Regions from separate parts of the Homo sapiens genome. Here region 2 is linked to region 1. A link is a loop called in an ENCODE intact Hi-C map of the cell type or tissue named here. Cell type or tissue: thyroid gland. All regions are shown on one strand. Links, peaks and the distances in the headings refer to the core of each region. The heading gives the core; the rest is flanking DNA. Region 1 holds the start of LOC105371712 (a long non-coding RNA gene). Region 2 holds the start of LOC124900393 (small nucleolar RNA SNORA70).

Region 1 (15,184 bases), core at 4,439-12,438:
AGCTATCCTGGTGCTGAGTGTAGCAGAGATGTTTTGCCCCTGCTAAAGAGAATGAAGTGTACAGCCCGCCTGGTGTGTGTGGAGAAGGAGGAAACAGGGACTACTAAAGGAACCTGAATAGTTTGGTTGTTAGGCAAAATGTTAATGTTTGGAGATTGAAACACCAGGGTGCATGTTCCTGGCCAATTGGCCAGTAGGCAGCGATAAGAGTTTGTACTGCAAAGGAAGAAGATCACAGGTGCACACCACCACGCCCGGTTAATTATTACATTTTTTTTATAGAGACGAGGTTCCCTAAGCCCCCCAAGGGCAGCCTAGGGAATTCTGGCACTCTCCAGATGTCAGAGGTCATAATCAAGGATGACGCCTTTAGTTAGACAAACCAACTTTGAGCCTTCACTCCACACTATAGGGGAGTCCCAGACAAGAACACAGCTTGGGCTGGGCACAGTGGCTCACACCTGTAATCCCAGCACTTTGGGAGGCCGAGGTGGGCAGATCACTTGAGGTCAGGAGTTTGAGACCAGCCTGGCCAACAAAGTGAAACCCCATCTCTACTAAAAATACAAAAATCAGCTGGGCATGGTGGCAGGGACCTGTAGTCCTAGCTACTTGGGAGGCTGAGGCAGGAGAATTGCTTGAACCTGGGAAGCGGAAGTTGCAGTGAGCTGAGGTCACGCCACTGCACTCCAGCCTGGACCACACAGCAAGACTCTGTCTCAAAAATAATAATAATAATAATAATTAATAATAATATGCAGCCACAAAAAAGAATGAGTTCATGTCCTTTGCAGGGACATGGATGAAGCTGGAAACCATCATTCTCAGCAAACTAACACCAGAACAGAAAACCAAACACCACATGTTCTCATAAGTGGGAGTTGAACAATGAGAACACAAGGACACAGGGAGGGTAACATCACACACTGGGGCTTGTCGGGAGGTGGGGGACAAGGGGAGGGAGAGCAGTAGGACAAATACCTAATGCATGCAGCTTAGCTTAAAACCTAGATCACGGGTTGATGGGTGCAGCAAACCATCATGGCACATGTGTACCTATATAACAAACCTGCATGTTCTGCACATGTATCCCAGAACTTAAGTAAAATAATAATAATGTGTTATATATCATATGTCATATGATATGAATGTAGCTATAATGACAATAATAGCTATTAAAATGGCATTTGAGGCAGGTCTTGAAGGATATGCAGCCTCATTGGCCAAAATTTCCATCACTCCCTGCTTGTTCTCCCCTCTGTCAGTCAATCAGCTGCTACCAGGGAGGTCTAGTTTCTGAAACACGGGAACTGTGTGAGCAGAAGGGTGAGGAGGAGGGCGTTTGAAGGCGAGGTAGCTCTGCAGCCCCCAAGCTGCCCTCCACACTGGAAACCAGTCAAGGCGTGGCCTCCTCAGCTGGGCTTGACATCCTGTTCTGCTCTGGACCTGCCAAGGGTCAAGCTCTGAGGGTTTCCTGCCAGGCTGCAGGGAGGGGTTTGGGTGTAGAACTGGTGGACTGGAAATGAACCGATTTGCCCCCAGATTAATGATTAACAGGTTACTACCCTCACCGTGTCTGGGAGAGGAGCCCAACTCCAGGCTGGGCCAGGGGGAGCCCAATAGCACCTACCTCTGCTTGGGGGTTTCGGAGATATGCTCCATGATGGGACTGGAATCTACGGGTGATTTCTGAGGGTACCTGGGGCCTGGCCAGGCTGCATAACCTCTGGTGAGGCTTCTGACTTCTGGGGCATACAGAGAGGGTGTGGCATCCAGCCAGACATCCTGGCTAAGGCAGGTGGCTTCAAACAGGAGAGCTGTGCCCTTGGCTCAGAGGGATGTGGGCCTCTCTAACCACTCCTGGCTTGACCACAGGACTTGCCTTGGCCAGTGGCACCTGAGCAACAGTGGCAAGTGCCACATCCAAGCAGGAGCTCTAAGAGCTATCCCCTGCTTCCACCTTTGCTTTGCTCTTTTTTTTTTGGATACAGGGTCTCACTTTGTTGCTCAGGCTGGAGTGCAGTGACGCGATCTCAGCTCACTGCAGCCTCTGCCTCTCAGGCTCAAGCTATCCTCCCATCTCAGCCTCCCAAGTAGCTGGGACTACAGGCTTGTGCCATCATGCACTGCTAATTTTTGTATTTTTAGTAGAGATGGGGTTTCATTATGTCACCCAGGATGGTCTCAAACTTCTGGACTCAAGAAATTCACCTGCCTTGGCCACCCAAAGTGCTGGGATTACAGGCGTGATCCACCACACCCAACCCACTTTTGCTCTTTTACCATGGCTATGAGGTCAGGATGCCCCAGAATGGGGTTACTTCTTTCGGTGGGGGGGAGTCCTGGAATGATGTATATTCCACCCACACTGGGGGCCACCAGGGTATAGGACAGCAAACATTTTGAAGCAGCAGAGCTATCTCACAGTTTCTGGGAAGAAGGAAGGCAAGCTCTAATTCCAATTTCCACCCTGCTGCCAATATGTTGAATGACCAAGCCAGTTGCAGCCTCCTCATTAAACCATCATTTCCATATCTGGACAAAGGGGAGACTCTGCTTAGTTGGAGAGTAAAGCATATTGCAAAACGAGAGAAATTTCGGAAACTCCAGTTAGCAGGAAGGTAGGCCTGCATGTGGTTAGTCCATTTCATATAATCCTCCCAGCAACCCTAGGAGGTAGAGAAGATCACTCTCCCCAATTTCCAGAAGAGAAAAACCAAGGAAACCGCACAGCTATAAAGTCAGTCTTAGAATTTGGCAGCTTGGCTCCAGAATCGATGAACTTTGGATCTAGGAGAACAAGAAGTCTGGGATTGATGGCCTGATGGGAATTCAGCTCCTTCACCTTCATCCAACCATCCATCAGTCCTTCCTCCCTTCCCTTCTTTCCTTTCCTCCCCTTCCCTCCTTTCTTTTCCTCCCCTTCCCTCCCCAGGCATCTATTTGTAGCAGGCACCAAGTGGTCAGATGGTTGAAGGTCTATCTGGGAAGTATGGAAACATGTTAGATTGGTATGGGATTACCTGGGCAGCAACATTATGTAAGGGAGAGAGGGATGTCAGGGGACCTTGGCTGGGTGTCCGCTCAATGTGCACATCCCCTCTGCCGGCCTCCTCTTAGGAATGTGGCTCTCCTGGCCAGGCAGCGACAAATACTATGTGCGCTATTTCCCAAACTTCTTGGATCACAAAAGCTAGCCGGGGAATGTGGTAAATATACATATTTCCAGGCTCAATTCCAGACCAGTAGACTCCGAATTGCCCAGCATGGATCCTGGGAAAGTGTATTTTTAATAAGCACTCCAGATGATTTTTCTAACTGGGCAAGTTTGGGAAACAGGGTGGATAAGAAGAGCAGAGATCGGAATCTGGAAAACTTGGGTTTAAGGTCCTGCAGCAAACCTTGTTCCAGGAACTTTGGTTTCCTAATCTGTAAAATGGGGATGGGACCCCCATGGGGTCAGCCTGCCACCCAGAAGGGCAGTAAATGAAGCCCCCGAGAAGGCCCCCTTCCCTTCATCTGCCCCACGCCACCATCCCCAAGGCTCACCCATCTCCCTCTTCTTGCCCTCTCCAGCCTGACGGGGTGGGAGGTCTTGACGCCATTCCCAGGATTGGGCGCTGCGGTGGCCCCAACACGGGGTGGGGCCAACCTGAAGCAGTGTGACCTGCTGATGCTGAAGTTTTCCCAGCGGCAGAAGCAGCTCTGCTGGAGGGACCCCTACCTGGCTGAGACCCTGCGGGACGCTGCACACCTGGGCCTGCTCCAGTTTCAGTCCCATCCTGAGTTCCATCCTGAGTTCCAGCTCCGTCGTGAGCGCTGGAACTGTAGCCTAGAGGGCAGGATGGGCCCGCTCAGGAGAGGTGGGGAGGAGGGCCAGGGAGGAGGAGGGCTGGGAGAAGAACGCTGGGGGGAGGAGGAGGCTGGGAGAGGCCACCTTTTCCTCTTCCCTGGCCCCTGTGCCCAGGCCACACTGCCCTTCCTGCCCTAGCAAGTCCCAGATGAGAAGAGTCCTGGGAGGTAATAAGGGGCAGTTGAAGGCCAGGTGTGGCCCAGCCTCAGGTTTGGGGGAGCAGAGGAGCAAGGAAGATCCAAGAGAGGAGGAGACACAAGCCCGTTTTGGAGGAGCCCACAGATGAGATGGGGGGTCCCTCGGTTTCCTCCCTCTGCCTCTTCCACATCCACATGTGAAGCTAAGCACATGGACACGTGAGCATGGGTGGCAGCTGCTTCCAGGCCCGAGGAGGTGAGCCAGGCCATGTATTTGTTCGCTCATTCATCTGTCCCTTTGTCCCTTTGTGGGTCACATCCATTGATCCATGAGTCCCTCCTTCCCTTCTGCTCCTCCCTCCCTTCCTCCTGCCTCCCTCCCACCTCCACCCACCCCCTAAGCATCCAAGGAGGCCCACGGTGAGCTGGGCACTGTGCCAGATGCTGAAAGTTCAGAGCTGAACAAGACCCCAGCTGCCCTCAGGAAGCATGCAGTCTAGAGGGCAGAACACAGGACACCATGAGACTCCCTCACCAAGGGGAAAGGGCTTCTATGGGACTTTAAAAAAAAAATGCAGTGATGCTGTACAGGGCAGCCAGGCCCCTCCTAGGCCAGCTGCTCTCCACGGTCTGCAGCCTAGCTAATGGCCTCTCTCTCTGTCTCTCTCGGGATGTCACCAGCACCCCAGATGCACTGGAGGGCAGGTAGGAAGGAGTGAGCCCCTGGGAGGCCAGGTTTGGGCCACCCCCAGCAGAGAGGAGTAGCGGTGGTCCCAGAGTGGGTTGGATGGTCAGTCTGGGGCAAGTCAGCCAGGAGACTCAAGATCACTATTACTGGGTCTGTTCCACAGTGGGTAGCAGAGAATGATATTTGAGAACCATCATGCCTCACAGGAAGCCCACGGGGCTTATCTCAGGGGCCCTGGAAATGGGCCGGTCCAAATGGTCACACACCAACTTGGAGCCCCTGTCCTGCTGCTCTCTGGGAACCTGGGCACATACTCCACAGTGAATTTGGAAGGTCCATTTAAATGGCAGCTTTCAGTCAGAGTTTAAGGGGTGATTGACAGGGATACCCACCTGGAGCTGTGTCCTCAAGCCGCATTCCCTCGTCCTGCCCATCACAGCGCTGCCACCACTGCCTCCTGCCCTCAGAGGTTGGCAGGCAGCCTCTGAGCGTCCTCCTTTCCTTTCTTCCACCTTTCCTCCCTCCCCATAACCCTCCACAGTTCCCGGAATTAGTAAGGGAGTCCAGAAGAGTGAGGGGCTGAGAGCCCTCAGTGCCTGCAAAAGAGCCTGGGTTTGTTAGGACAGCTGAGACTGCAAAAGGACACATCGTTTGAGCTCTTGTAGGGGCGGGGGGATGTTCAGCACTGGGCTGTGACTAATGGGAATAAGGAATAGCCTGTTTACTGGTATTTAGGGTACACTGGTCCCTAGATATCTCCTCCCACCCTGTACTATGGAATTTTTTCATGGTAATCTCATTTCTTTTTCTAGAGATTATTGGCTCCATAGAAATGCAGTCTTGGTCTCACTTGGCTACTGAGCCATCCCATAAACTTCAGTGACATTGACATTGAGTTTCTCACACCCCCACCAAAAGCAGGGTTTTCTTGTTTGTTTGTTTTTGTTGTTGTTTTGAGACAGAGTCTTGCTCTGTCACCCAGGCTGGAAGTGCAGTGGCGCAATCCTGGTTCACTGCAGCCTCAATTTCCCAGTCTCAAGCAATCCTCCTACCTCAGCCTCCCCAGTACCTGGGACTACAGGCATGTGCCACCCACACATAGCTTTTTTTTTTGAGATGGAGTTTTGCTCTTGTTGCCCAAGCTGGAGTGCAATGGCACGATCTTGGCTCACCGCAACCTCTGCCTCCCGAGTTCAAGAGATTTTCCTGCCTCAGCCTCCCGAGTAGCTGGGATTAGAGGCATGCACCACCACGCCCATCTAATTTTGTATTTTTAATAAAGACTGGGTTTCTCCATGTTGGTCAGGCTGGTCTCGAACTCCTGACCTCAGGTGATCTGCCCACCTCGGCCTCCCAAAGTGCTGGGATTATAGGCGTGAGCCACCATGCCCGGCCACACCTAGCTTTTAAAAAATTTTTTGTAGAGACAAGGTCTCTCTATGTTGCTTAGGCTAGTTTCAAACTCCTGGGTTCTAGTAATCCTCCTACCTCAGCCTCCCAAAGTGCTGGCATTACAGGCATGAGCCACCATGCCTGGCCAGGAGCGGGTTTTAATAAGGAGAAGAGGCCAGAAGATGAGACACTTTCAGAAGTGGAGATGGGAGAAAGCGTTTCTTTCATGAATGGAGGGGCTCACGCCTGTTAATCATCTAGCATGTGCCAGGAGCTGTCCAAAGGCTGAGCTACATAATCCAAATCCATCTTCACAACAGTCCTAACCAGCTCCATTTCACAGATGAGGATGTGGAGGCTCAGGGGAGATGATGTCCCTTAATCAAGGTCACACAGCCAGGAGGTAGTGAATTTAGGATTCCTACCCAGAAGCCCTTGCTCTTCCTAGTGTGCCCCTTCTGGGGTTGGGGTGGGCACGAAGAATCGGCGCACATTTCACAACCTTGCCCCAGAAAGGTGGCAATATTGAACGGGTAGAGGCGACCTGACAGGCCACACAGCTGAGGCTCTGTGGCCTGAGGCAGCCAAGGCCTAAGTTCATCATCCAAGCAGTCAAGACCCACCACCCTCCAGAAGGCTTAGCAGGTCATGCCTCAGGGGCTCCAAAATGGCCAGGCAGGCTGAGAAAATCTCCAAGCTGTGCAGTGGGGCCTGCAATCCTGAAACCAGAAACCATAACCCCACCCCTTCCCCATGGCAGCAGGCCTAGGGAAGGGGAATAAGGGGTGCTGGGACCCCACAGCAGCCCTGTAAGGAAAGGAGGCACCTTGGATCTAGCCAGATGGGGAGGGGCATCTGGTCTCAGCATAACTCCCTGACAGTAGCCCCTGGGAAAAGCACAGCCCCCTCTCAACCCCAGAGCCAGTTTCTCCTTGGATCTGTATACTTGGAGCAAAACATTACCCTATTCCCCAGGCCTCCCTGCCTCTGCCACCCACACCTCTGGGCCCCTGGCAGGGACTGTGCCCTGGTCAGAACAGCTGGTAGCCCATGTGCTTCCACCCCCACCTTCTCTCTGTTCCGGACTTTCAGGTCATGACACAGGGGGAGGAAAAGAAGGCTGCGCTGGAAGTGGAACTTTAGCGGGAAAGGGGGCATGGATCCTTAGGAATATAAAGGGACTCAGGTCCTGGCCAGAGACGCTTTGCTGTGCTCCTCTGCACCTGCCCAGCACCATGGTAATGTTTGGGCCCCCTATCAGCTGTATTCTCTAGGAGCCTGGGGATGGGGGCTGACACCAAGGGCCCTCCTCAGGCTCACTAAGGGCATGAAGGGGTTAGGCCAGGGCAGCCTCGTCTGCCATTCTGATGGTCAGGACAGCTACTAAGGCTTCTTATCCCTGCTTGGGATGGTGGGGATGAGTGGAGTTCCCGGTTAAAAGAGGGTTGAGGGGCTTAGGAGCTCTGGGGGTGTGCATCATGTTTATGGGCATCGTAGTCTGTGAATCATGGTGTGTTGCAGGCACAAAATTCTCTGTGCATTGGGTGTGTGAATCATCAGGCTGGCGTTCCTGTGTGTAACTGTTAGTCATTCATTTAATATGTATTATTGAGTATCTGCTAAGTGCCAGGCACTGTTCTAGGTGCTTGTGATCCATCAATAGACAAAATAAGCAAAGAGCCCAGCTGCAATTAATGACGCCTACACTGAGGGAGGAGATGCCGCTGGGAAGGGATCGGACATAAATATAATAAATATAGAATATATAAGTTAGAAAGTGCAGGCCAGGTGTGGCAGCTCATACCTGTAATCCCAGCACTTTGGGAGGCAAGGCAGGAAGATCGCTTGAGGCCAGGAGTTTGAGACCAGCCTGGGCCACCTAGCAAGACTCCATTTCTACAAAAAATTAAAATTTAGCTGGGCATGGTTGTGTGCACCTGTAGACCTAGCTACTTGGGAGGCTGAAGCAAGAGGATGGCCTGAGCCCAGGAGTTTGAGGCTGCCGTGAGCCATGATCCCTACACTATACTGCAGCCTGGGCAACAAAGCAAGACCTTGTCTAAAAAAAAAAAAAAAGAAGAAGAAGAAAAAAGAAAGTGCAAAAATAGAGCAAGAAAAAGCAAGATGAAGGGTTGAGTTGCAATTTTTTTAAATTTATTTTTTAAATTGTTGAGACAGGGCTCTCTGTCTTTTGCCCACACTGGTCTCGAACTCATGGGCTCAAGTGATCCGCCCGCCTTGGCCTCCCAAAGTGCTGGGATTACAGGCGTCATCTACCGCACGCTGCCGGGTTGCAATTTTAAACAGGGGTGTCAGGATAAGACCCATTTAAAAGGTGGATTTTGAGCTAATGCCTCCAGGGGGCGACAGAGCCGGCCATGAGGATGTCTGGAGGAAGAGTCTTCTGGGCTGAGGACAACCTGACTGACACTTTGAGGGAAGGGCAGGGAGAAAGGAGGGCGATAAGGAATTTGCGGGAGAGAGGTCGGTGAGATTAGGGAGCTGACCAATGGTTTTATGCCGTCCTCGTGCGTACACCTTAGAGGTGTCTCCCCGTTCATTTTTACCTCGATGCTTTCTGCGTGCATCACCGGGCATGTCCAGGTGTGCACCATTCCCCTGGGCACCAGGATGTCCCTTAGGGCGTCCGTGCACTGGTGTGTGTCCCAGAAATAGCCACGTCCCTCGGCTGAGCGCCCCTGCACGCCAGGCTGCCCACGGCGCGGAACACCCGCAAGCTACCGTCAGGGATCGCGCCGACCCCAGCCGTGGGGTCACGTGACCGCCCGCGGCTCTGTCCGCCCTGCCCCCTCCAGACGCGGGCTCTGCGCTGCTCATGCGCTCTGGTCGTGGCCGGCCTCGTGTGGGTGCTGCTGCCGCCGGAGGGCGCCCTGGGCGAGGGGCTGCAGGTGCCGCAGCAGTCCAGGGCCGCCAGCTGGCTGAATTTAGGCTCGATCAAGAAGTACGTGGGGGCCGGGCGCGGTGGCTCACGCCTGTAATCCCAGCACTTTAGGAGGCCGAGGCGGGTGGATCATGAGGTCAGGAGATCGAGACCATCCTGGCTAACAAGGTGAAACCCTGTCTCTACTAAAAATACAAAAAATTAGCCGGGCGCGGTGGCGGGCGCCTGTAGTCCCAGCTACTCGGGAGGCTGAGGCAGGAGAATGGCGTGAACCCGGGAAGCGGAGCTTGCAGTGAGCCGAGATTGCGCCACTGCAGTCCGCAGTCCGGCCTGGGCGACAGAGCGAGACTCCGTCTCAAAAAAAAAAAAAAAAAAGAAGTACGTGGGGAGGCTCTTCAACAGCAGGTGATCCGGCGGAGGGCGCGAGGTTGGGAGGGAGGACGACGGAGGGTGCGGGGGGACACGGACGCCGCCGGGCACCCCCACGCGCATCGCGGCCCAAGCTGGGCTCTGGGAGCAGCCTCATGACCGCTGCAAAGACGTGTTCTCAGCACAAAGAAATCTAAAAACCACAAGAAAATTGCAAACGCCACGAACACCTCCCCACCGAAAGCCACGAAACCCCCTCCATGGACCACCACGAAACCCCAGTGGCTGAACACCTCGGAACCCCGACCACCAACCTCCTGGGGCCCCAGGTAGGACAGCCTGTACGGTCGGCACCGAACTAAGGGCCTCGGGACTGGGGGCAGCTTGGGTGGGAGCGAGAGGAAGCCCTCGGGGGTGGGCGTGCGGGGAGATACTGGCGCCCTGGGGCTTCCTTCTCCAGGCTGGGGCTTGGCCTCCAGACGCCTGGCCCTCCACCAACCCTTTTATATTGAGAGGGGCCTCAACCCTTCCTCATCCCCCTCAGCGAAAACAACAAAGACAAATCTCTGTTGATTCAGTGACTTCTGTGGGCCGGGGAGGGACCAGTCCTTCGATGGGGAGGGGGAACCCTGGAGTTCCTGCTGTGGGAGAAAAAACCTCAGCTGCTGGGTGGAAGGGTCCTCCCCTCACTCCCCCAGCAACCTTCCCCCACCTCACCCCACACACCACCACTAGCGTAGGGGAGACTCCAACGCAGAGGGAGGGCAGAGGTGAGAGAAGTGGGAACCTCAAAGGAGAGCTTCAGCTAGACACACCCCCAGTCCCACCTCACCCAAGTTTCTACCAAACAGCCCAGCTTGGGCTGTCAGAGTTGGCACAGCAACAAAAAGAGGTGCCTTTGCCCCTTACCGTGCAGAGTATAGGGGGCCGCCTTTGCCTCCTGAACTTCTAAGCTCTTCTAGGGTGAGCAGAGCGGGGGAAGGGGTGGACCTGGCCAGGGCCTGTCCCTGAGAAGCTGGGCGTGAGGGTGGCTCTCTCTCTTCTGGGGGCTCCCTTGGCCATGAGAGAGGCTTGGTGGGGGCAGAGCCCCTTGCCCTGATCCTACTCTCAGACCCAGGTATGTCTCCAGGTTGCGAACTCCTGGCTCTAGGAAGTATCCACACCTCTCCCCATTCTCACCCCATCCCCTTAAGCTGCCAGATAAAATGCTGGGACTTCAGGCTCCCTTATTCAGACTCAAACTGTTCTCTTGCTGAAGCCATCTCTCTATCCAGACACCCCTTGGATTTAAGAATCAACCTGAGGTTGGGCATGGTGGCTCACACCTGTAATCCGGAGCACTTTGGGAGGCTGAGGTGAGCAGATTATTTGAGCTCAGGAGTTTGAGACCAGGCTGGGCAACATACCAAGACCCTGTCTGTACAAAAATAAAAAAATTAGCTGGACATGGTGGCATGTGCCTGTAGTTTCAGCTACTTCAGAGGCTGAGGCAGGAGGATCGCTTGAGTCCAGGAGGTCAAGGCTACGGTGAGCTGTGCTCATGCCACTGCACTCCAGCCTGGGTGACAGAGCAACACCTGTCTCCAAAAACAAAAAATCAATCTGAGCCAAGCAGCTGCACCCTCTTAAAGCTCTTTGCCTTTTAGGACCTGGTTCTACTTCCAGGTCATTTGCACACACCAGATTGAGTCAGGACTTGAGGGGAAACACAATTGTGGAGTCACTTCCATGGGGTCTGTGCAAGGTGCTGAGCTCAGGAAAGTGGACCCCTCATCCTCCAAACCCATAACCCCATCCCTTCAGGCCAAGCATGTGGGGGAGGCAGGAGAAGCCATTCTAGGAACCAGACACATTCTAGTTTCCTCACTTCTCCCCTTTACACATACGCACACATGCGCGCTCTGTCCCCACCTATTCAGGATGACTGAGAAGGGCCAGGAAGAGACAGGTGCACTGGGACTCCGGGCAGTCCTCCTTGGGGCAGGATCCAGGTCTTTGCCCTCCCAGAGCTGGAGTGTGGAATCCACAGATTGGATTCATGGCAGTGGCTGGAACTCTCAGCTAATCTAGCCTCCTCCCTTTCCACAGCAGCTTGAATACCTCCTGCGCCCAGGATTTCACTACCTCTCCGGACAGCCCATTCTCTCCAAATTTCTGGACGGCAGCTCAGGCCCCTGGATGCAGCCATGACTGCCATAGCACCAGAATTGTGCCTCCATGCTGGGCTGATGCCCCTGCCCCCATGCCAAGGATGCTTTAGTATACCTTTTGGTGCTCCTGCTGCCTCAGCCACAGGAACGCACTGGTGCACTTGGGGCAGGGTTGTCATGGGGCTGGGTTGGGAGGGTCTACAGGTGCTGAACTGGGAAGATTCAAGCTCAAGACTGCCACTTCACCGATTGCCGAATGACCACAGAGGAGTCCCTGCCTTCCTCTGGCCACAACTTGTCCCTCTGTGGAGAGGATGAGCTGAGTGACTGATGACCTCATGGACGTTCTGGATGATTTACAAGCACAGCCTGCTTTCCCTGTTGCGTCCGCCCTGCCCTCCCCTTTCCATGCATTTGGCTCTTCCTGCTGCCCCCCACCAGGGGTCCACAGAGACACAGAGATAAGCTGTGCTTTGACTTGCTTTATTGAGCCTGTGCAGGAACAGGGAGTGAGCTTCGGCCAGAGCCAACAGTGTGGAGGGGAGAGCTGGGCTGGCACTGCCCGTGGAGTGGTAGGGGGCGGGAGGTAGTGTTACAAGTCCAGCGGGCTGAGCTCTCTGTGAGGACAGAGTGGAACATGGCAGTGTGGGGGGCAGGCCTCGTGCGTCAGGAGGCCTCAGGCCAGCCCTGGGCTCCTGTTCTCCCTCTTCCACCCCCCACCACACCTTTTCAAACCCTGATTCAGTCCCACCATCCCCATTTCACCCCCAGGGAGCTGGACAGACAGGGTAGGGAGTCGAACTCACCTGGGGGCAGCAGCATGGGAAGACCCCACTCTGAGAAGGCCAGCGTGTCCTCTTTGTCTCTTTCTCCATACCTGGAAGCACTGTGCCCAGGTGCCAGCCCACCGGTTTCATATCCGCCTGTAGGCACCCTCTTGCCCAGGGCACATGGGCCCAGGCCTGGTCAGCACAGATGCTCTGTTTCCCCAAGAGTGGCCTGGAAGGGGCTGGGACTGGGGCTGGAGATGGGGCTTGGGCTGGGGATAGGGTGTGGCCAGGAATGTGGAGTGGGCCCAGGGTCCCAGGGGCTGGGATCTCTCTCCTTGTCCATGGCACATGCCTAGGCTTGGTCAGCATGTTGATGTATCTACGGAGCTCAGCTGTGTACTGGGCCATCTGCTCCGGTGTGGTATTGTCCCCTGGGTACAATGGCTCCAACGGGGCTCCCCGGGCACCCAGCAGTGGCTACAGCAACAGAGCCACACAGGTGGACAGGAGCAGGAGGGAGAGGCAGCGGCATGCGGCAGCCATCTGAGGAGCTAGCAGAGGGGAGGTGGAGGTGGAGGTGGAAGAGCCCATGCTGAAGATTTTCCTATGCCCCGGAAGCAGGGCCCATCTACCCAGCCGTTTAGCCCATCATCCATTTCTCCAAGCCTGGGGACGAGAGGGCAGAGAAAAGGGCCACTCCGAGCTGACCACTCCACCTCCTAGACAGTGTGCTGGAGGCACGGACAGCCTGTCCTGTGAGCAGCCCAGCAGCCAGGGCCTCGCAAGTTAGAGAAGTGTAGCAGAGAAAATGGAGACATGAGTCCTGGAGACACATGTCTCATGACATCCAGGTCCTCATGGCTCTGAGGCAGCAGTAGCTAGTGGGAAATAAGGGCACACCAGGTCACCCACAGGGTGTGGGACATGGAATGAACTGGGGAAGCAAAGGACAGAAATCCATGGTCTTGTGGGTCTGGCCCTCCACCCAACAGTAGAGACAGATATGGGTTCTGGAGAAGACATCCTGCACAGACCGGCACAGCCACTCACACAGGGACACATTCCAGTTCACAGCCATGCACACGAGTGTGCACACACACTTGCAGTCATCTGATGGCTCTCCTAGTGTGACAGGTGTGTCCAGATGCAGAGCAATACCCAAGCAGGACCTTAGGGCTTTGAAGGCCCCTGGCCCTGCAAAGCACGAACTCCTTCCCTCCATCCCAGACCCCAGCCTGGGGGAGTTCTCCAGATCCCCAAGCAGGCTGAGCCCACTTACCCAGAGTCCAGAGTAAACGGTCACTGGACCAAGCAAGGACGTGTCCCTGCCCTCAGCTGGGCCGCTTTTTCAGTCCTCAGTCCCCTAGAGTCCCCGTCTCCTGTCAGCCTCTCCCACTCCGCAGCCCTTACTCCCTCCTCCCACTGTCTCCCTGGTACTCGCAACGCCACTACTGGGCCAGAGATGGGAGGGGGACGGGAGTGCTGGGGGTGCCAGACTAGCAGCATAGTCAATAAAACTGGATCACAGCAAAAGTCTCCTGTGGGCCCCCATTGCTGAGACCCCTTCCTTTTGGGCACCAGAGCAGGCTTGGTTCAAGAAAGATGGGGTTATGGGACTTCAGGGTGACTGAAAGGTTTTGGTCACAGGCCTTGGAGCTGGCCCTCCCATCTCCCAAGGATCAAACCAAATCAAATGGATTCTCTCGGGGCAGAAGATTGAGGCTGCAGCTGGAGCCTCCAGGATGAAGAATGGAAACTCAGGCCATCCTTTGCAGTTTGGAACTAGAACAAGGTGGGAACAGGGAAGAGGCTTCAGGTCCTCAGGCAAGGTGGAAAGAAGTGGGGTGCCAGGTTTGGAGAAAGCCGTTTGGTGGGTGCATAGGATGCAGAATGAGAACTAATGTGCCTAGGTTCAGGGGAAAGGTTGAGGGGGTACCAGTTTCTGGTAGCCATCCTAGAGCCCCCATTCCAGCGGAGTGCTAAAAACCAGCATCATTTGTAAAGCCTCACCTTTTCCAAAGTGCTCCCAGCTCAGTCACCTCACTAAATCCCCACAACAACCCACTTTACAGATTCAGGTTCCAAAATCTGCACAGAAATGTCAAGTAACTGACTCCAGACCACACAGCTAGTCAGTGGGAGATCCGGGGTTTGGAACAAAATCTAACTCCAAAGTCTAACTCCAAACCTGGATTGTTTTTTTTTCTAAGTGGGACTGTCAAAGTATTGGTATAATTTCCCAATTTTTTGCTGAGAAACCTGAGGCTCACAGAGGTAAAGAGGCTTGTTCAAGATCTCATAGCTACCTAGGTCTCCAATTCTGGCTTAGATTCTCAACCCCACTAACCCATCCCCACCAGAAGCCCCCAGGTTTCCCCTGCCCAGTGTCTCTTCCCAACCCCAAGTCTCCCTCCCCTGCTCAGGCCAAGGAGTGGTAACTGTGTCTGAATGACACGGTGACACCCAAGTAGGGAGAAAAGGACTTCTCAGTGCTGACGTTCTGCTGTCCCAGATCAGGACACCAAGAAGTTGGTGGGGGTACTGTTGGGGAAGAGGGGGCCAGAGGTGAAACTCCATGGATCTGGCAGGGTGAGCTTAGAGTCAGATAGACCTGGGTCCAAATCCTGGCTCCGCCATTGGCTGGTTGCATGAGCCTGGGAAAGTAATTTCTTTAGCCTCCCTGAGTTTCACTTTTCCTCTCTGTAAAATGAGCTCATCACATCCATCTCAAGGTAAGGAGAATAAAGGAAGGCTCAGCGAACATCAGTGTTCTGCCTTGATCCTCTCAATTTTTTTCTTTTCTTTTTTTGAGATGAAGTCTCACTCTCACCCAGGCTGGAGTGCAGTGGCACGATCTTGGCTCACTGCAACCTCCGCCTCCTGGGTTGGAGCAATTCTCCCAATCAGCCTCCTGAGTAGCTGG
Region 2 (15,184 bases), core at 4,429-12,428, 230 kb after region 1:
TGCTGAATGGGAGGATCACTTGAGGCCAGGAGTTCAAGACCAGCCTGGGCAACATAAAGAGACCCCCAACTCTACCAAAAAATAAAACCAAAAAGTAAGCAATGCATGGTGGCATGAACCTGTTGTCCTAGCTACTCAGAAGGCTAAGGTGGGAGGATCACTTAAGCCTAAAAGTTTGAACTTACAGTGAGCTATGATCATGCCACTGCTCTCTAGCATGGGCAACAGAGTGAGACCCTGTTTCTCTAAATGATGATAACAATAATAATGTCTGCCCAAATGTTCACAATAGGGCTTTTTAATGTGGGTATTGGTAACACACGAAGGTCAGGATCTCATCTATGAATGACAGCTTCTCCATGGGTTGCAATAACTTGTGGCATCCAATCAGGCACTTCCCTCTGCTAACTGCAGGTTCCATAATTATTCCCAGGCTAAGACTTCTTGGGATTAACATGTTGTTCCAACCACTACAAAAACAAATGTACTGTTCCAAACGATACTTAATTATATCACGTTCACTGCTTTTTTTTATTTTTTTATTTTTTCTGAGACAGAGTCTTGCTCTGTCACCCAGGCTGGAGTGTAGTGGCGCCATCTCGGCTCACTGCAACCTCTGCCTGCTGGGTTCAAGCAATTCTCCTGCCTCAGCCTCCCAAGTAGCTGGGACTACAGGTGCGTGCCACCATGCCTGGCTAATTTTTTGTATCTTTAGTACAGACAGGGTTTCACCATGCTGGCCAGGCTGGTCTCGAACACCTGACCTCATGATCCTCCTGCCTTGGCCTCCCAAAGTGCTGGGATTACAGGCATGAGCCACCACGCCCAGCTCCCACTGCTTTTAATAGCATATCCAGAAAGAATGATTCACAAGTCTTTGGGCCATCTCAGATGTGCAGAGAACCTGTATTGTTAGTCCATATTTTACCTTCTTAGGCCTGGAATTCTCCAGCTCTGAACATAGCAGGAGTTAAGGATACCAGGCCAAAAAGTGTAGAAATGATGTTATAACTCCCAGAGCAGTGATTTCAAATGCCAGCCCTAGAGCAAGTGCCTGATGAAGTGTTTTGCACAAACCTTGTTAGAACAGGAAATATTAGGATGATTTGTGAGTTCTTCGTAAAGCTAAATGTACTGTCCCTTCTTCTGAGATTCTATTTCTCCTACCTTCTTGGTGTCGAAATGCCCCTATATTGTTATTTGATGATGATGATGATGATGATGATTTACTATCCTTACATGGTATAATAAGTTAGCAAACTTATTTCAATATGCTACACATCACCAATTTTTTAAAAGCTACTGACCTGAGTATATAGCAGAGTATATTTTCCAGTATGCCTTGATTTGTGCCATGGTAACAGATCAACTATCATCATTATTACTCAGGGAAACTATGGACTTGTTTGGAGTCACTTCAGAATTCTAGCCTCCATCCTACAACCAGGGGTTGTTGGCCTCCATGACAGAGAGCTGTTAGGTACTGGGTGCAGAAGATTCATGCTGCTCCAGTGGATTGAGGTCAGCTTCACCTAACCTAAAAAAAAATATATAGTTATATATTTTGTGTCTCTAAACATGGGGAAGTTTTGGATATGCTGAAAAATATATAAAAATTGATAAATACCAAGATAAGGGCCCATATCAACATGTTGACTAGTTTGAGGGAACCCAGGATTTGTGAGAAACCTCATGTAGGGCACAGAGACAGAATCATGAGTGAGAAGAACGTGGCTGAGGCTTAACCATATAAGTCTCGTTTTCATCGCCGTTAAGTGGAAATGATCACCCTGTCTTGCCTCTCTGGAGTGTTTGCTTGCAGATTGAATGATAATGGATAGGAGAGTGCTTTGCAAACTACAGCATCCCCAGACAAATTTAAGAAATGACTCTCTTTTACTTTGTTGACAATTTAGAAGGCAATATTTCTAGACACGTGACATCGCTCCAGGCAATCCCTTCACTGAGAAGAGATGATGAAAATGTACATGGCCTGCAGGCTAAATACTGTCAGAACATGTTATCACCAAATAAATCTGGACAATTCTATTTTTTTTTTTTTGAGACAGGGTCTCACTCTGTCACCCAGACTGGAATACAGTGGCGTGATCTCGGTTCACTGCAACCTCTGCCTCCCAGGCTCAAGCGATTCTCCTGCCTCAGCCTCCCAAGTAGCTGGGACTACAGGTGTGCACCACCATGCCTGGCTAATTTTTGTATTTTTAGTAGAGATGGGGTTTTGCCATGTTGGCCAGGCTGGTCCTGAACTCCTGACCTCAGGTGATCTGCCTGCCTCGGCCCCCGAAATGCTGGGATTACAGGAGTGAACCACTGCATCTGGCTCGACAATCCTATTTTTAATGCCATATTCCCAAACCTAGTAACGAGGCAGAGAGCCTCCATTCTAGCGGGCTGCGGGATGCAAAGTCGGGTCTGAAGTACATGAAAGGACAGCCAGGAGCTGTGTCAGTTGCTCATGCCGCCATGTTCTGGGTAAATATCTCAGACAGCATTTGGGCTGCATGATATACTGGTGTAAATTCAGAAGCAGACTCTAGCACTAGCAATATCTTCAACTGACAATAAATTATTTTCATTGCCCTAAGGTCCATGTTGTTGGAATGCACTCAGATTATAGTCCATTACTGAGTAATAACAGTTGTCATTTGTTGAGTGCTACCTATGCAGAGGGACAATTTTAAGTGTTTTAATATATTATCTTATTTAATTCTCTTAGCAACCCTATGAGGATGGTACCTTCTTTGTCTTTTTTTTTTTTTTTTTTTTGAGACAGAGTTTCACTCTTGTTGCCCAGGCTAGAGTGCAATGGAACAATCTAGCTCACTGCAACCTACACCCCCACCAGGTTCAAGTGATTCTCCTGCCTCAGCCTCCCGAGTAGCTGGGATTACAGGCATGAGCCACCATGCCTGGCTAATTTTGTATTTTTAGTAGAGATGGGGGTTTCACCATGTTGGTCAGGCTGGTCTTGAACTCCCGACCTCAGGTGATCCGCCTGCCTCGGCCTCCCAAAGTGCTGAGATTACAGGTGTGAGCCGCCGCACCCGGCCAGTCTTCATTTTTAAGATAAGGAAACTGAGGCATACAGAACTGAGTACTTTATCCAAGGTCATGATTAATTAGTGGCAGAGACTGAATTGGGCCAAGGCAGCCTCACCCAGGTGTAACCTATATTGCTTTTCTATTTTTATTAAACATGTACTCTTTTCTAGGCACTGGACTAGTCAACTACAGGAATTGATAAAATAAAATCTAGGACCTCAAAAAGCACTCAGTCTAGTGGGGAGGAGTTACAACATAATGTAGGAAGTACTGCATATTTATCCCTCTGATGCAGATTTATTTTTCTCCAAAGCATCCTTTATTGCCAACTAGCAAACTACATATTTACATCCTTGTTTTTTTAATTTTCTGTCTTCCTTTACTCAAACTATAAACTCTATGAGGGCAGGGTCTTCATTTTGTTCACTTTATATCCTAGTATCTAGAGATGTGTCTGGCAAGTAAATTTGTAGAAGCTGCGTTCAAGGAACAGGAGTGGAAATTAAATAAAAATGAACAAAAGATGTCACAAAATATCACAGGATTCTTCCTCAGTAATCTGGACTGACCAAATCTTCATGCAATGGAGTATGCTGAAAGCTTCAGGGAGAAGAAAGGGCATCAGCTAGAACTCCGGTAGTGAAGCTGCCCTTTAGATGTCCTGGAGTTATTTTGGGTGTATGTACCTTTACACTCCAGTCATCCCCCCACCTCCCACATCCTCTCCAACCACACCGAACAGGTTGTTGTTTTCTACAAATTGATATACCTTCACGCATTCTGTTCCCCTTCCCAGAGGACCTTTCTCCTGTGCCCCCTTCTACCTTCACTTCCTTTCTGCTTTGCCACCTCAATTGTATCCTTCAAAACTCAAATCAGCTGTCACTTCCTCATTGCGATGACCCACCTCTGTGCTCCCATATCACCCTCTACAATCATCCAGTGCTAAAAATCACTGTTTTATTTGTCTCTGCCCTACACTGAAGACTTCTTGAGAGCAGAGTCCATGTCTTATTCAGCCTATATTTCCAAACCAAACACTATGCCTGATATGAGAATGAATGGTGAAATGGAAGATCTCTCCCCCACGGCTCCACTACACAAACACACATACATCCCACTCACAGTAGTGACTGTGTCCTCTAATTCCAGTACTCCCTTCACTAAGCTATGACAGTGCTCCATACAGAAGTTGTTTCAATAAATACAATCATGAAAATATAAAAAGTAATATCAGGGGAGTACTTTTACAACTAAGTAGGAAAACATGTTACAACGCTATACAATGCTACAAAGTAAAATAGTGTGCTAAATGTGCAAAAGCAAACAGGCAAATCAATGAAATAGAGTAGAAATCCCATAACAAATAAAAGTTTGTAGAAGCCAATTAAGCCAACTGAGTTTCTTTCCTCACAGGGACCTGGTGTGCCATGGCTGCAAACAGCAGCTTCCTTGTCAGGGTACGCAGACTGTTTCTTGGATGGGTTGCTCTAAGGGACCTTGGAGACAGGCCTTTCAAATGTATGTTCATGTCTCTGACCTTGCACTACCCCCAGTGTAGGCTCCAAACAGATTCCTTGGGAAAGCCCCAGGGCACTGTGGCCAGGGTTCACATAGGCCAAGTCATCATGTCCATGCGCACCAAGCTGCAGAACAAGCAGCTTGTGATTGAGGACCTATGCAGGGCCAAGTTCAAGTTACTTGGCTGCCAGAAGATCCGCATCTCAAAGAAGTGGTGCTTTACCAAATTCAAGGTGGATTAATTTTTTTTTTTGAGATGGAGCTCGCTCTGTTGCCCAGGCTGGAGTGCAGTGGCGCAATCTCAGCTCACTGCAACCTCCACCTCCCAGGTTCAAGCAATTCTCCTGCCTCAGCCTCCCAAATAGCTAGGACTACAGGTGTATGCCGCCACCCCCAGCTAATTTTTTTTGTATTTTAGTAGAGACGGGTTTTCACCATATTGCCCAGTCTGGTCTCGAACTTCTGAGCTCAGGGAATCCGTCCGTCTTGGCCTCCCAAAGTGCTGGGATTACAGGTGTGAGCCACCACGCTGGGCCCAAGGTGGATGAATTTGAAGATACGGTGGCTGAGAAGTGGCTCCTCCTACATGGCTGTGGGGCCAAGTACATCCCCAGTCGTGGTCCTCTGGACAAGTGTCCGGCCCTGCTCTAGTGAGGGCTTCCACTGTGCTGCCCCCTCCTGATGCCCACCAGTAAATCCTACTTCCTGTCCACCTATTTTTAAAAAAGTATATATAAGTATATTTCATGACAGTGACATTTTCTAATCAATTATGAAATGACCAGTTATTCAGAAAATGCTAAGACAAATTGGTTAAAGATCTGGGGTAAAAAAGAACACTCAAATTCCTATATCATATCATATGCCATTATAAATAAAGATGAATTCAGTACGCCTGTAATCCCAGCACTTTGGGAGGCCGAGGCAGGCAGATCATGAGGTCAGGAGATTGAGACCATCCTGGCCAACATGGTGAAACTCTGTCTGTACTAAAACACAAAAAATTAGCTGGGCGTGGTGGCACAAGCCTGTAGTCTCAGCTACTCGGGAGGCTGAGGCAGGGGAATTGCTTGAACCTGGGAGGCAGAGGTTGCAGTGAGCTGAGATGGCACCACTGCACTCCAGCCTGGCGACAGAGCAAGACTCCATCTCAAAAAAAAAAAAAAGTAATAACTCATATTATTGTTTACTATTTGCCAGACCTGATACCAAGTATGTCATAAGCATTAACTAATCTGAGCATCATGACAATTCTATGAGGTTGGTACTATTAATTTTATTTCTATTTTCAGATGTGTAAACAGGTTCAAAGAATTTAAGTTGATCAAGGGCTCATGACTAATAAGTCAGGGGAACTTGTACTCAAATCTAGGACCAACTAATCCAATAGCTGTGACTTACTTTTGTGTGTGGGTGTAGCTTATTCTTTTTAAAAATTTATTTTTAATTGACAAAATATAATTATATATATTTATGGAGTACAATGTGATGTTTTGATATATGTATTCGATGTGGAATGATTAAATTAAGCTAATTAACATATCCATCACCTTATATACTTATCATTTTTTTGGGGTGAGAACATTTGAAATTTACTTTCTCAGCAATTTTGAAACATGCAACACAGTATTATTAACTATAGTCACCATGCTGTGCAATAGATCTCAAAAACTCCTTCCTCTTGTCTAACTGAAACTTTGTATCCTACAGCTTTTACTCTTAACCAGTGTACTATGGTATTTTTTACTAAAGAAGTCTTAACACTCACACAACTGAGGAATTACCACTAAAAGAAAATGTTTGGAGTAGGGAAGACATTTCTCAATATAATTTAAAAAACATTAGCTTACAGCAGAAACTGTAAAGAAAAAGACTGCTAGATTTGAAATAAATATTTAAAAATTATATGATAAACAAAAGGCAAATTTAACACTCAGAAATCTTTACTTATAGATAAGGAGTTGCTGGGCACTATGGCTCATGCTTGTAACCCCAGTACTTTGGGAGGCCAAGGTGGGAGGATCGCTTGAGCCTAGCCCCAGTTTGAGACCAGCCTGGACAATAAAGTGAGACCCTGTATGTCTAAAAAAAAAAAAAAAATAGCCATGCGTAGTGGTGCATACCTGTAGTACCAGCTAATAAGGAGGCTAAGGCTGGAGGATGGCTTGAGCCCAGGAGTTCAAGGCTGCAGTGAGCTATGATGACACCACCACACTCCAGCCTGGGTGACAGAGCAAGATCCTGTCTCAAAAAAAACAAACAATAAAAAGGTTTAGTCTTAATTTTTGAAGAAATTTTATAAAACAATAACAACAACAAAAATCCAAATAGAAAGAAATGGGCAAAGAACACAAATGAAAATATTTAAATAGCCAGTAAAATTCACCCCAAAAGTTTAGCCGTAGTAGTGATCAAAGACATGCAAATTTGAACAATACTTAGATTCCATTTTTTCTGTATCAGATTGGCCAAATGAAAAATACTGTTAAAATCCGGTGTTGATTTTTTTATAGGGAAATCAGCCACTCATGAATATACTGCGGCTGGGACTGTAAATTCTTATAGCCATTTTGGAGAGTGATTTGTTAATATGTCTTAAAAGCATTAAAATACCTTTGACCCAAAAATTCCATATCATGATAAAATAGAAATAAGTGCAGAGATGAATGTTCATAAAATTGAAAGTTTGACTGAATAAAGTGGCCAGCAATAGGGGACTGGTTATGTAAATTACAGAATAACCCCATACTGGAATAATATGCAGCCTTAAAGTGATACAGATTTTAAACTCTGCTTCCAAGGGTTCCATAGAAATCCTATAGAACTCTTCGGAACCCTATGGAATCCTTTCACTAACCTATTGGAAGGTAGTAAAACGTAAATATGTAGCTAGAACTGAGGCTCCCACCTCTTTCCTTAGCCAGAACAGCTCACTTCCTATCTGTTCTATGTATTAGGGTTTTGAGTCAGAATCCATTAAAAGGCAGGGGAGGATATTTCATTAACATTGAAAAAAACTAACATTGTTGAGAAATATGTCTGAAGCTACTAACTGGCCTGTTTTATTTTATTTTGAGACAGGTTCTCACTCTGCTGCCCAGGCTGGAGTGCAGTGGTATGACCATGGCTTACTATAGCCTTGGCCTTTTGGGCTCCAAGCGATCCTCCAGCCTCAGCCTCCTGAGCAGCTAGGAGTACAGGCATGTACCACCACACCTGGCTAATTTTTTATTTTTTGTAGAGACAGGGTCTCACTATGTTGCCCAGGCTGGTTTTGAACTTCTGGGCTCAAGCAGTCCTCTTACCTCAGCTTCCCGAAGTGCTGGGATTACAGGTTTGAGTCACCATGACTGGCCCTAACTGGCCTTTAAATAAATTACTCATTTTTACTGGGTCCAAGTTTCTTTTCTTTTTCCCATCTGAGGTAGGAAAACAAGGCTGTCCAGCTTGTGTTGGTCCTGACAATGATCCTTGAGGGCTGGACTTGGCCTCCAGCCATGGCTAAGGAGAAAAGGGAGCCTCCCAGTGTCCTGATCTACAAAAATGAGACAAACACCTAAGGTCCTTGCCAATAAAAAATTCTAAGAGACTGAACTTCCACTCCAGGTTTCAAGTGTTTGTGTCTGAAATCACACCCATGTCTGCTTCCCTCCCAAAGGTTTCTCCTTGGGATGACGCTGAAGCAGTGAAGTTCCCCAGAGCTGTTATGGAGACCTGGATACGCAGCACTGTGCAGAGGGCAACATCTTGGATATGCCTCTTTAAAGGATGAATAGACTTGGAGGGAGGCCACATAGATAAGTCCGACTGGGGGCACTGCATGGGATGACAGATCTGAAATGTGTCATCTCTGCTCTGACCCCAATCTCTGTACCCTTTTTTACTCATAAGCTTTTTATTTTAGAATGGTTTTAGATTAACAAAAACGTTGTAAAGACAGTATGGAGTTCCCATATACCGCTTACAAAGTTTCCCCTATTGCTAACATCTTACATTACTGAGGTACTTTTGTCACAACTAAAGAACCAACATTGGTACATTGTTATATATATATATATATATTTTTTTTCTTTTCTTTTCTTTTTTTTTCAGAAACAGGGTCTTGCTATGTTGCCCAGGATGGCTTCAAACTCCTGGACTCAAGCGATTCTCCTGCCTCAACCTCTCAAGTAGCTGGTACTACAGGCACGAGCCAATGCACCCTGGTATATTAATATTAACTAAACTCCACACTCTATCCAATTTCACTGTTTTTAAAAGTGTCCCTTTTTGGTTCCAGGATCCCAGGCAGGATATCACATTACATTTAGTTGTTATGTCACTTTAGCCTCCTCTGATCTGTGACACTCCCAGACTTTTCCTGTCCTTGATGACCTTAAAGATTTTAAGTGGTACTGGTATGTTGTAGAATGTCTCTCAATTTGGGATTTTTTTTTTTTTTTGAGGCAGGGTTTTACTCTGTTGCCCAGGCTGGAGTGCAGTGGTGCAATCATAGCTCGCTGCAGCCTCCAACTCCTGGGCTCAAGCGATTCTCTCATATCGACTTCCAAAGTGCTGGGATTGTAGGTGTGAGCCACCATGCTTAGATTTTTTTTTTCTTAAGACAGTCTCACTGTGTTGTCCAGGCTGGAGTGCAGTGGCGTGATTAATCAGAGCTCACTGCAGCCTTGGCTTTCTGGGCTCAGCTGATTCTCCCACCTCAGCCTCTCGAATAGCTGGGACCACAGGTGGGCACCACCACACCTGGTTAATTTTTGTATTTTTTGTAGAGGCAGTTTTCGCCATGTTGCCCAGGCTGTGCCTGATGGATTTTTTTTGAAATGAATACCTTAAATTTACTCATTTGCCCAGTTGCAAGATTCTCCAAGGCTTTATTTATGCTGGCGTAGCCAGCATCTTTTTAAAAAATGACATTTATATATACTCACTTAGGTAAATTAATGTACCCATCTCAACTGTTCCCTTTGGCTACACGGACAAACTCATATTCCAAAGAATATGACCCTAAAACTGAAAAGATGCAACAACGCTTCAGGCTTTGTGCTGATACATTTGTTAGAAACATTGGATGAGATGATACAGAGCATTTTACACCGTGCCTGACACATAATTGGCACTCAATACATATTAGCTATTGTTATTGAGAAGTACTAGGTCTTTTCTTCTTACATTTCTTGGCATTTGTTAAGTCATGACATTGTGCCAGAGATTACATGGATGGAAAGGTAAAGTGTAAGGAGTAAGGAGATGGGGTGAGAGGCATTTCATGATTTGTCAAATTTTGAATAAAGGAACCTCACTTCTTACAAAAATAAAAAGTACTGGAAATGCAGTAGTAAGTAAAGAACAAGGATGTACACCTGAAGGTAATATTATAAATCAGGAATATAGGAAAAACCACCTGGACCTGGCCTGGCTTTTTTTTTTTTTTCAGGTTCTCACTCTGTTGCCCAGGCTGGACTGCAGTGGCATAATCTTGGCAGCCTTGACCTCCCAGGCTCAGATGATCCTCCCATCTCAGCCTCCTGAGTAGCTGGGACTACAGACACACCCACTATGTCTGGCTGGCCTTGCATTTTGATTTGTTAAAAAATATTTAGTGATAACTTACTATGTGCCAGGCATTGTGTTAGGCATGAGGATACAACAGTTAATAGACAGATTTGGTTCTTACCCTCATGGAGTTTGCTGTCTACTGAGGGACACAACAGTTAATAAAGTAAACATTTCTAGCCATTGAAACTATAAATAATAACAATAAACAAATAAACAAATGGATATGCAATTATAAATTGTGGTAAACAATAACCATCTCTAACAGACAATTCAAACTCGATTTGTCCAAATTAAGTTCTTTTTTCCCTTGTGCCTTGTCCAGTGTTCTCCATCTCAGTAAATGACACCATCATTCACCAATTACTTAGGTCAAAAACCTTGAAGTGATCCTTGACTCAGAATTTTCCCATATCTCAGTCAATCTTGTCTTTTGGCTGTACCTTCCAAAGTTATCCTGAATTCAACCTCTTCTTGCCATTCCTGAGACTACCCTATTGCCCAAGGCATCATCATCTCTCACCAGGAATATACAATGCATCTTGCTGCTTTTAACCTTTCTCCTGTGAGGACTCTTCTCTGCACACCAGTAAGAATGATCCTTTTTAGCATTCTCCCCAGATATATAATGCCCAGGAATAAGTTTAACCAAGGTGATGAAAGACTTGTACACTGAAAACTATAAAAGCATTGCTGAAAAAATTTAAGGAAGACCTATAGAAACGGAAAGACATTCCTTGTTCATAGGTTGGAGACTTAATATTATTTAGATGGCAGTAAAGCCCGAAGTGATTTACATACTCAATGCAATCCCTATCATAATTTTAAAGACTTTTTTGCAGAAATGGAAAAGCCAATCCTCAGATTAAAATGTAATTGCAAAGGACCTCAAATAGTCAAAATGATATTGAAGGAAAAGAACAATGTTGGAAGAGTTATACTTCCCAATTTCAAAACTTACTACAAAGGTACACTAATTAAAACTGTATGGTACTGGCATAAGGATAGAGATATAGAAGAGAATTGAAAGTCCAGAAATAAACTCACACGTTTATGGTGCTGATTTTTGACAAGGACACCAAGTCCATGCAATATAGAAAGAATAATCTCTTCAACAAATGGTGCTGGGACAATTGGATAACCACATACAAAAAAATTAAGTTGGATACCTACTTCATACCATAAGCAAAAATTACCTTAAAATGCATTAATGACATAAATACAAGAGTTAAAACCACAGAACTCTTAGAAGAAAACAAAGATAAATCTTCATGATCTCGGATTTGGCAATGAATTCTTACATAGAACACCAAAAGTATGAGCAATAAACAAATAAATTTTGTGCCTCAAAGGATAGTTTTAGAAAGTAAAATGACAACTTACAGAATGGTCAAAAATATTTGTAAATTATATATTTGGTAAGGGTCTACTATCTGGACTATAAAGAACTCTTACAACTCAACAATAAAAAGACAAACAACCCAACTTTAAAGTTGGCAAAAAGTGCAGGGCAGGGTCGCATGTGCTTGTAGCCCCAGCTACTCAGGAGAAGAATTGCTTCAGCCTAGGAGTTCAAGTGTAGACCAGGTAATATTGCAAGATCCAGGCTCTAAGAATAAATAATTATTTTTTTTAAATGGGAAAAAACTTGAATAGACATTTCTCCAAAGAGAATGTACAAATGGCCAACAAGCACATAAAAATACTAAGCATCATTAGTTATTAGGGCATGACACCTACTAAGAGGGCTATAATTAAGAAAAGATAGATAATAGTAAGTGTTGATCAGGATGTGAAGTAATTGGAACCCTCTTATATCGCTGGTGGGAATGTAAAATGGTTCAGCCATGGTGGAAAACAGTTTGTTGGTTCCTTAAAATGTTAAATACAGAATTATCATATGACCCAGCAATTCCAAGAAGTGTATAAATGAGGACTGTATTTGTCTGCTACTCAAAGACATGTACATCCATGTTCACAACAACACTATTTACAATGGCTGAAAGGTGGAAACAGCCCAAATATCCATCAATGGATGAATGTATAAACAAATTATGGCATATCCATACAATGGAATGTTATTCAGCCATGAAAAGAAATGAAGTACGGATAAACACTACAATGTGGATGACCCTTGAAAACATTGTGCTAAATGAAAGGAGCCAGACACAAAAGGTCATCTATTGCATGATTCCATTTACATGAAATATTCACAATAGGAAAATCCAAAGAGATAGAATGAAGATTGATGTTTGCTAGAGGCTGGGGGCAGGAGAGAATAGGGAGCAACTGCTTAATGGCTAAGGGATTTCCTTTTGGGGTGATGACAATGTTTTGGAAGATAGAGGTGGTGGTTGCCCCACATTGTGAATGTGATACATGTCACTAAATTGTTCGCTTTAAAATGGTTAATTTTATGTATGAGAATTTCACCTTAAAAAAAAAAAGCCCTTGAAGGTCTGGGGTGGTGGCTCACACCTGTAACCTTTGGAAGGCCAAGGTGGGTGGATTGCTTGAGCTCGGAAGTTTGAGACCAGCCCGGGCAACATGGTGAAACCTTGTCTCTACCAAAAATATAAAAACTTAGCTGGGCATGGTGGCGTGCATCTGTGGTCCCAGCTACTTTGGAGACTGAGGTAGGAGGAACCGTTGAGCTTAGGGGGCAGAGGTTGCAATGAGCCAAGATTACTCCACTGCACTCCAGCCTGGGAGACAGAGTGAGATTCCCTCTCAAAAACAAAAACAAAAACAAATACAAAACAAAACAAAACAAACAAAAAGTCCTTTTAAGAAGATTCTATCATTTCACCATTAGTGGTTTAAGATGAGGTTGAAGAGTAAGCTTAGGCCATATCAAGCAGGGACTTGGAATCAAGCTTTATGGGATGCCAAATCATGATTAATCAAAAGCTATTCACCATGAAAGACTGCTTTCTTGGGGACCAGAAATATAGACGAGTGTTTTCTCTTCCTTTAAGAGAGGGGGCCAGAAGGTTGTTTGAAGAAGCAAGGAATTAGCACCAGGGATATTAGGTTGATTGATGCCTACTGACATCAGCCTCGGGTGGCCTGACTCATCCTTCTTGTGATAGTGATGGTTTTGCCAATGGTTCATGATACTTAAGGTCTAATTGCTGAGGCTCCCTCAGGGATGGGCACTACCAGTCCTTGCTTCAGTGGCTTCCCTTCGTCTATGTTCTCTTGACTGACCAACCTTCTCTTTCCTCTGCACTATCCATCCATTCAATTTGGCACATTCTTTAGGTTTGGTAATATCTTCAGTTATGCCTAGGAGCTGCCCCGTCTCCTTCAGGTGACTAAGCATATGTCTAATCCCATCCACATCTTATTTAAGGCCCATGGGGTGTGTGTGTGTGTGTGTGTTTTTTAATGGGCACCTCATTTATAGACTCCATGTAGCCACAATACTCCCAAAGTAACTCAAATGGCTGGATAATTCTCTGTTCAGTAGCTTTCAATTAGGACTAAATCAAGTGAAGTAAAATCATCTACGGAGATTTTCTGAACTTTATATGATTAAAATCCTACCCCAAGCTAATTCTGACAGACCAGAGGATTGGGGTGGGTGGAGTGGACAAGCATGAATATTTTAGATTATCTCTGCTGTGATTCTGAAAACCTTTCTCCATTTCCATCCTTGTGATAACTATCATATACTTCAAAGGGGCTACTGGCTCTGGGCAGGAATCTGACACACAGAGATGCTTACCAAGGTAACTGTCCCTTTAACATATGAATCCAGAGCCCAGTTGCTTTTGAAGGGACAGGAAGATCCCACAAAACTGCCTTGGATACTTCTCCATCAGCCAAGTCTTTGCCACTATTTTTGTTTCAGAACCACCCACTTAGTTGAGGCTTTCTTTCTCAGGAAAGACATTTACCCACCAGAGTTCTCACCCACCAGAGAGTGGGAAAGAAGAGAACTGGTGGAAGTAGGAGCTGCAAGGCAAAAAGAATATTTGTCACTTGCAGACTGATTCTGCCCCTCTACTACTTCTTTGCAACAGGAAAGATGGACACTACAGGGATTTAGAAGTGAAGAAAAGGGTGAATGATTTCACAATTTACTTTGTGGTGGTAGAGGGTAGAAATGCAGGTCGAATCCCCTTCATAAATGATCAAATCCCTCAACTCCTTGGAATCTGGGTTGATGAGATAAGCAGAGTACAATGCCAGCTTCAGATTACTCCAATTGCAGATGGCGGTGCTTGTCAATGGAGATGATCATTTTTCCATGGGAGATTTGGAAGATAAGAGGAAGAGGAACCAGTATTACTATTAAAATTCTAACAGCATTGAGTTGGCCATTTGATTCTTTGGGTTTGGACAACAGTAAGATATGAGTGGTTTTCAGCAGTGGAAATTTAAATCTGTCAGTGTGTCAGTAAGTTGCTTTAGAGCAATCTACCAGAGCCTGTTGGTGACAGTAAGAAATGGTTCTGTCCCACCTTTCTCCCTCAGTTTCTCTCCCTAAAAGCAAAGACCACACTAAGAGGTTCACCCTGAGAGGTGGCCAAATCAACATAGCATGGTGACTAAGCATGGTGCTTTGGAATTGCAGCTTCCAAAATGGAACTTATTTCTTTGGCAGACATAGCCAGATGTGGCCTACAGAAATATTTTGTGTGGCCCACATATTTTTTTAACTTTCATCTGAGCCAATATTTAGAAATCCCAGTATCTGCTCTCTCTTCTCTGTCTATGCCTCTCTCTCTCTCTCCACCTCCCTCTCCTTGTCTCCTTCTCTATCTCTCATATCGGAAGCTCTGGTAATACTGATCCTGCATTTCTGCATGGCAGGGATAGACTGAAACTGAGAAGTAGCATCTCTCTTGGGCAGTTCACCATAGTTCCCACCACCCACACAGCACATGGATGTACTTTTATACCCAAGGCCATTTGATCTCGGACCTCCTTTGGTGTGCAGGAAGCTATTGACATGTCCCAGACCACTCAAAACCCAAAGAAGGAAGCATCAGATGTCTAACCAGAAAAGTCTAACGAGAACCCCCAAGTGCAAACTCCC

Evidence for each region. Peaks named below come from ENCODE experiments on the same cell type or tissue, not always from the same donor. Only the 100,000 strongest peaks of a DNase experiment are listed, where the experiment ranks them.
Region 2: a loop joins it to region 1, with 2.2 times the contacts of the local background. A loop is called at or near these places in 2 of 110 quality-filtered maps.

The regions. Positions count from the first base shown.
Region 1 is chr17:28,245,064-28,260,247 of GRCh38, reverse strand. It overlaps LOC105371712 (a long non-coding RNA gene), which reads left to right and starts at 9,423. Exons shown (of 2, transcript XR_934641.2): 1 at 9,423-9,670; 2 at 11,430-13,794. It also overlaps the pseudogene PPY2P. RefSeq lists a silencer at 8,824-8,873. In thyroid gland, for the core only: a CTCF peak has its summit at 8,421 (motif pointing right); DNase peaks (open chromatin) are centred at 8,417, 8,937, 9,699 and 11,997; H3K4me3 peaks cover 831 bases; H3K27ac peaks cover 862 bases.
Region 2 is chr17:28,011,721-28,026,904 of GRCh38, reverse strand. LOC124900393 (small nucleolar RNA SNORA70) reads left to right here and starts at 4,441; the gene lies at 4,441-4,575. It also overlaps the pseudogene LOC124900402. In thyroid gland, for the core only: no CTCF peak of the experiment used is centred there; DNase peaks (open chromatin) are centred at 8,074 and 8,854; H3K27ac peaks cover 1,786 bases.